Linked DNA regions of Mus musculus: region 1 is linked to region 2. The links are chromatin loops, found by intact Hi-C in ENCODE. Cell type or tissue: left cerebral cortex. All regions are shown on one strand. Links, peaks and the distances in the headings refer to the core of each region. The heading gives the core; the rest is flanking DNA. Region 1 overlaps 2310065F04Rik (RIKEN cDNA 2310065F04 gene). Region 2 overlaps Myhas (myosin heavy chain gene antisense RNA).

Region 1 (2,917 bases), core at 232-2,731, 120 kb after region 2:
CACTGACTGTCAGCTGCCAGATTCCCTTGTCAGGAATCTGTTGCTAGGCCATCGAGTGACTTCTTGAATACAATCCTGTGCTCCTAAACTCTCATTTTAACAATCATTTCCCTTCGGGTTTCTTTGTTTCTTTCCTTTTTTTTTTTTTTTTTTTTTTTTTCCTTCACGCTTGTCCTGGTAGGGCCAGCTAGATCAAGCCTGAGGCTCACAGTGTGATTCCGCCATGAATTTCCTCTGTGTCTCTCTCTTTCTTCTAGGGTGATCAAACAGGCCAAGAAGACACCATGCCCTCTTCTTCTCCCGCTGTCTTGAGCACCTTGTGTCTATTCACTCAGCACGATTCCATCTTAGCAATAAATCCCCCACAAGGATGTTGTGATCTCTCCGATTTAATCGGCATTAAATCCTTTGAGTCCTCATATCCTTCCTCTCCCATTTCTTAAAATAGTCGGCAGCACTTAAGTCCAGCATCCTATCGACTTCTAACATTGCATAATCCCGCAAGACCCCTCTCCCCTATTCTCCTTAAGGAGCCCACATAATCAGAAAGTTCTCCCATGAGAACCTGAAGGTAGGGTGGTTCAGGCAGCCCTGGGGTTAGTGGGGCACATTGCTGCCAGGATCGCCTGAGGGCTTGCTAGGTTGGAGGGATACTTACTATCCCTTCACTGTTTGACTGGATCAGAAAGTACGTCTCTGCTTTAATTATCTCTTAGGGTGGGCTGAGGACAGAAGAGTTGGATTGTGGGCATCGGTTCTTGTCACAGTTCTTACAGGAAGCTTTGAGGTTTGAGTCCGCTTGGCAGGGAGGAGGCGTCACTCAGGGAGCATGGACTGTGTTCTGGGGATTTGAGATTGGGGGACTGTTCTCAAGAGAGACCTGGGGTTGTGCTCAGCCTTGCCCAATGCTTGGGTCACTCTAGTCTGGAATGGTCACAGAAGTGCAGTCTCTGTCGGAGAAACCAAACCCTTTGTAGGACCTGTCTTGAACTAAGGAAAGAATGGTAGGTGGAACAGAGCTCAACGGACACCGAGAGCATCTCCCAAGCGACAAGACCCCCCCCCCCGGCCCCCGTTAGTGAGCGTGAGATGTTCGTGGGCAAAGACACGGGAATGGGTTCTCAAGCAGAGGGGATGCACTTTATGATCCATCTGCCATGTTTGCAGGTGAGTGAGTGAGGAGAAAAGAACGGTTACGTGGAAGACCCGTTACGGACATGAAAGCCAACCCCACCTTGAAGATGTCACCGCGGTCCCAAGTTGTAGGTGGACGCCAGAAGAGTATTTAGACTCAGACCCGGGCAAACTAGCGGATGTGCTACTCCAGGCTTAAGAAAACCCAGGTGGTTAAAACCAAGGCAGCATCCCTAATCTGTGCTTGGTCCAACAACATGGCCATTTATTTGTGGCTCACCGCTGCCCTCTGGTGGCACTCTCCAAAAATGCAACTTGGTTTTAAAGGTTGGGGATGGCGAGACTGACTTAACCAGTTTGTTTGTTTGTTTGTTTGAGTACATACCCTCAGTATTTGAGTCTCAGGATCATTTTGATTCACCTGCATGAATCAAGTCACGTGATTAGAGTAAAAGGAGCAGAATTCAGCGTATCTCATGCCTTTGTCTGGCCCTGCCATTGTCAGACAATTCAGCTAGCTCTTGGGAACTGCTGTTTCTATCAGACACTATTGTGTGGGGCCTTTTATCTGAGCTGTAGCATTGATCCTCTAGGGTGGGTGCAATAATTATTCATGTTACAGATGAAGAAATAGAGGCGCACAGATGTCTCACTCTTAACATATGAATATGGTATTGAGTCCCCAGTGACACCAACCTGTTAAGATGTCACTCAGTACCCACCCAGTCCCGCCCTGAGCAGAATGAATGGACGGGGAAATATAATTTTAAAGTACTGTTTAAATAAACACATATTTTCTGTATGTTTTTTAAGTTTGAGACTAAATTCTAGATGTGCTCTTAGCCTGGCATGCAGAGAAGGAGACTCTGGGATGGAGGGGGCGGGACACAGACATGGAAACTCTCTCGCTTTGAAAAGACATAGTTTCTCGGGATGATGCGGCTGTCTGATGGGCATTGGGGAGCGGAAAGGCAGATTCTGGAGTTTCAGAGCTTCTGAGTCACCTACCCTCTCTTCCTGCAGCTGAAAACAGTACCCACTTTGGCCTGTAGGTGGCAGCTTAGGCTCAACAGAACCCAAGTCTGTTTTTTGATACCCTAGTTCCCACCAGCTGGGAATCATTTTCAGATGGAGGTTTGGGGGTGTTATAAACTCCTGATGTATGGAGACTGTGCCTCACATACTCTGGTTTCGATGATCTTGTGGGTGACCTGGGCAATTCGGTGGTGGTGGTGGTGGTGGTGGTATTTTGCTTGCTTGCTTGCTTGCTTGCTTGCTTGCTTGCTTGCTTGCTTGCTGAGACAGGTATTTGCTATGTTGCCTCTGCTGGGGTCTGAATCCTGGGATCAAGTAATCCTCTTACCTCAGCAGCCCAGGTAGCTGGACATAAGAATCTATTTATTCCACAGGGCCCGACCATAAACATCCATGTTTTACAAAGCTCCCCAACTGACTCTCCCCACCCAAGCTAGAAGTGGCAGTTAGCACACGGAGCCCCTTAGTCCCTGTGAGTTTGCTGAGCAGCTTATTTGACATCCTTTCTTCGTTCCACCTCTGCAGTGTAGCCTGGATCCACAGAAAGAAGGGAAGAGCAGAGAAGGGGCATCGTAGGAGGGATGGAGAATGCAGTTCAGACAGAAGAGAAAATGAAAAAGGGTCTTCTCAGACCAAGAGAGGAAGGAGTCTAAAGGAGTGATTAAAACACGTTTCATACCTTACAGAAAAGAAATAGGCCATGTGAAGGACAAAGGATTGTTCCAGAAAGCAAGAAAACTTGCCCCTT
Region 2 (2,917 bases), core at 250-2,749:
GTGCTACACACTTTTACTTAAGGTGGGAGGAAAGGCATGCTGTCCACAAAACTCTCCCCATGGACAGAGAAGGTGGGTGGATCGGCCTCCACGGTGCCCTTGAAAGGCCGAGTTGGATTTGACTAACTTGATACAGGCACAGCTGTTGCTGAATATGACAGGAAATCTACTCTAACTGTCCCTGTGATCTGGCCTGATATTTTCAACCACTGTTCTCCTGACTTAAATTGCTAAATTCAGTAGATGGTTGCTTTATAATTCTATCAGGTGAACTTGTCTTTCACAGGCTGGCAGGTAAAATCTTTTATACTTTTAAATTGTCATTGCATGTAATGCTACACAATAGGTTACCCTCCATGGCAGCCACCCACACTGAGTGAGTGATTTACCCCAAGTGTTAGGCTCAAAGCCGGAAAGAAAAGTGTTCTGACCCTCTAAGATTTTCACAACTCATTTTGTCACCCCTTTTACAAGCTATCACTATTATAGGCGTAATAATTATTTATTTAAAGCATCTAGATCTGAGAGATGAAAGAAGAAAGTTTGAATGAGGCAGAGAGCTCACTTGTGCATTAGTAGCTAAAAGAGACTGACTACGGACCTCATCATCAGACCGTTAATCAGTTACAATCTTGAGAACCCCAGAGACACTACAATGACACAATAGTGCCAACCAGCAGGGACCACAATAATAAACATCAGAAAATACCATGGATCATGGGCAGGAAGAGAAGAGAAGTGACCTTGATAGAGGGCGAACACCATTCCTCTGGGCTTGCTTGTCCAAGGGATGTCTAAATAGAGGACACAGGAAAGGAATCTGAGCTCTCTTGTACTCTCCTGGTACTTTATGACTACATACATGTGGGAAGGCCCGCCTTATTCCAAAGCAGGGTGTATTTTGGATGCGCTATTCAGCAGTCCAATAAACACTTCTTGCTGGCATTCCCCCTATGATCCTCACAGATGAGGAAATACAGGATTCTGAGAGTTTGTATATATTTTCTTATCTATTGCAAACACATCTGGGAAAAATTTAACACCGTTTAAACCTTACATGGTCATAAAAGTTAATTGTGTGTTGTAAGTCATTGTGTTAAGTTATATCACCATGTGTGAGTTGGGATATAGTCTCAATGCTGCACATGTCTTTATAAAATGCACAGAACAATGTCACTAGGGGGCGCTGAGGTACACATTCCTCTCTTAGGGATGCAAGGTTACAGTTGCACACAGACTCCTGAATCTCCCAGAAAGTTAAAGTATTTGTAAAAGATTGTAGGTGCTTAGGGAATGTCCAGTAGACAGGTTTTTCAGGTTTTGATATACATTTTGTAACACAGTTGAAACCTTGACTGAGATATTCATAGCCTGGTTTTTGTGGTGTCCAGCCATGACAGCACATCAATAAAACATCTTAAAACTCAGCAAGTCCAATTGGTATTTGTTTTCTATTAAATTACCCTGAGACTCCCACAACATCACTACTGGGAAAAGTTACGGATTCATTTCTATGCCAGCCATTAATTGTGGTCTACAAACTTTCTCCAGTGGTGTCCTGCCTTCACTTTCAGTCTTCTTCCCCTTTCCTTGGTCCGCCATATCAGGTGTATTCTCCTTCCACATTTTCTATTCTGAGTTGTAAGCTCATAGGTGGACATATATCTTCTTCCTACACACTTTGTTTTGATGAACGCTTCCCCAACTTTCTTTTTCCCCCGTCCCCCTAACTCAGCTTCATGTATTGCTACAACATCCTCTTGCACATACTTACCCACCAGAAGTTGACATTTCCAAAACCAGGAAGCTATAAATAAGCTAAAACCAAGATACAACACACAGAACTATGGAAAATATATGAACCTAAAAGTCAGAACTATGTCAAGACTTGTGTTCTTATGTTGCTGAATATAAATGGGAAAATTCTGTCTTGGTGACATAGTCAGCCCTGGCCCCAACATGTGCAGGAGTTTTACTCACGCACTTCTTTCCTTCCATACCTGTCTACACCTTTCCTCCTCCTCCTCCTCCTCCTCCTCCTCCTCCCCCTCCTCCTCCTCCTCCTCCTCCTCCTCCTCCTCCTCCTCCCACTATTCGAAGAGGAAGAAGCACTTACTAGATGTTATAATTAACTCAGGGCACAGAGTCTTAGGAAAGCAAGTCTCAGAATGGGAAGAATGGAATGTTTTGTCTCTCTGTAACAGTCGCTTCACTTCATTCTATAGGGTTCCATTGATTCCTGGTGCAGTATTTAAACATAAATTAATGGTGTTTCCTTCCTCATTGTCTGACACTTCAGGGTTGAGGAATCATAAGTGGTCCCCACCATCCAGGTAACATTAGTAATTAGTGTTTGAGAATCTAATTTCCTGGGTATTGGTGGACTATAATGAGAAATAAATCAGCAGATAATTTTAATTCCTGCTCATGTCCCCTTGAATCCTTGCCTGCTTGATCCCAGCTAGACAGCAAGACCTGCTTTGCTATTTTGCTCCAGGAGGAGGTCTTGGAGATTAAAAGCCAAAGTAAATCTTAGGATTTACTTATCTCTTTGAGATCTGACACTAGGAAACCTTTAATGTAGAAAAAAGTAGCAGGATGCCAGGGCCACAACTGCTGACAACTGGCATCTGCCACGGTGCTGGAAGGAGAGGAAAGAGGATGCACTACCTTCCCTCGTGGTGGCACATCCACAAGGCATGGCCGTGAAGAGGGAAGATTCCACTGCGAGGAGAGACAGAGTCAGCGTTTTAATTTTCAAGAACAAGTTATTAGTGGGTATGTGTGGACTCTATAAATTTCACTGTGTGAATGATTGCCATTTGGTTAAAAAGGTCAAAGCTAAAGAACTATCTAAGAAAAAAATGTGTTCTTATTAAATACATGCTGTCGTTGGAGGACATTCAGAAATAAAATG

Evidence for each region. A loop is a pair of places that touch in the nucleus more often than their neighbours do. Peaks named below come from ENCODE experiments on the same cell type or tissue, not always from the same donor. Only the 100,000 strongest peaks of a DNase experiment are listed, where the experiment ranks them.
Region 1: a loop joins it to region 2, with 9 times the contacts of the local background. A loop is called at or near these places in 28 of 42 quality-filtered maps.

The regions. Positions count from the first base shown.
Region 1 is chr11:67,111,458-67,114,374 of GRCm38, reverse strand. 2310065F04Rik (RIKEN cDNA 2310065F04 gene) reads left to right here. Exons shown (of 5, transcript NR_038055.1): 5 at 258-1,914. Among named protein-coding and RNA genes, the nearest start is that of 2310065F04Rik, 7.2 kb to the left of the region's middle. In left cerebral cortex, for the core only: CTCF peaks have their summits at 1,432 (motif pointing left) and 2,176 (motif pointing right); DNase peaks (open chromatin) are centred at 779, 1,418 and 2,155.
Region 2 is chr11:67,234,096-67,237,012 of GRCm38, reverse strand. The region is part of intron 1 of Myhas (myosin heavy chain gene antisense RNA); the gene reads left to right. Among named protein-coding and RNA genes, the nearest start is that of Myhas, 1.7 kb to the left of the region's middle. In left cerebral cortex, for the core only: a CTCF peak has its summit at 1,194 (motif pointing right); a DNase peak (open chromatin) is centred at 1,183.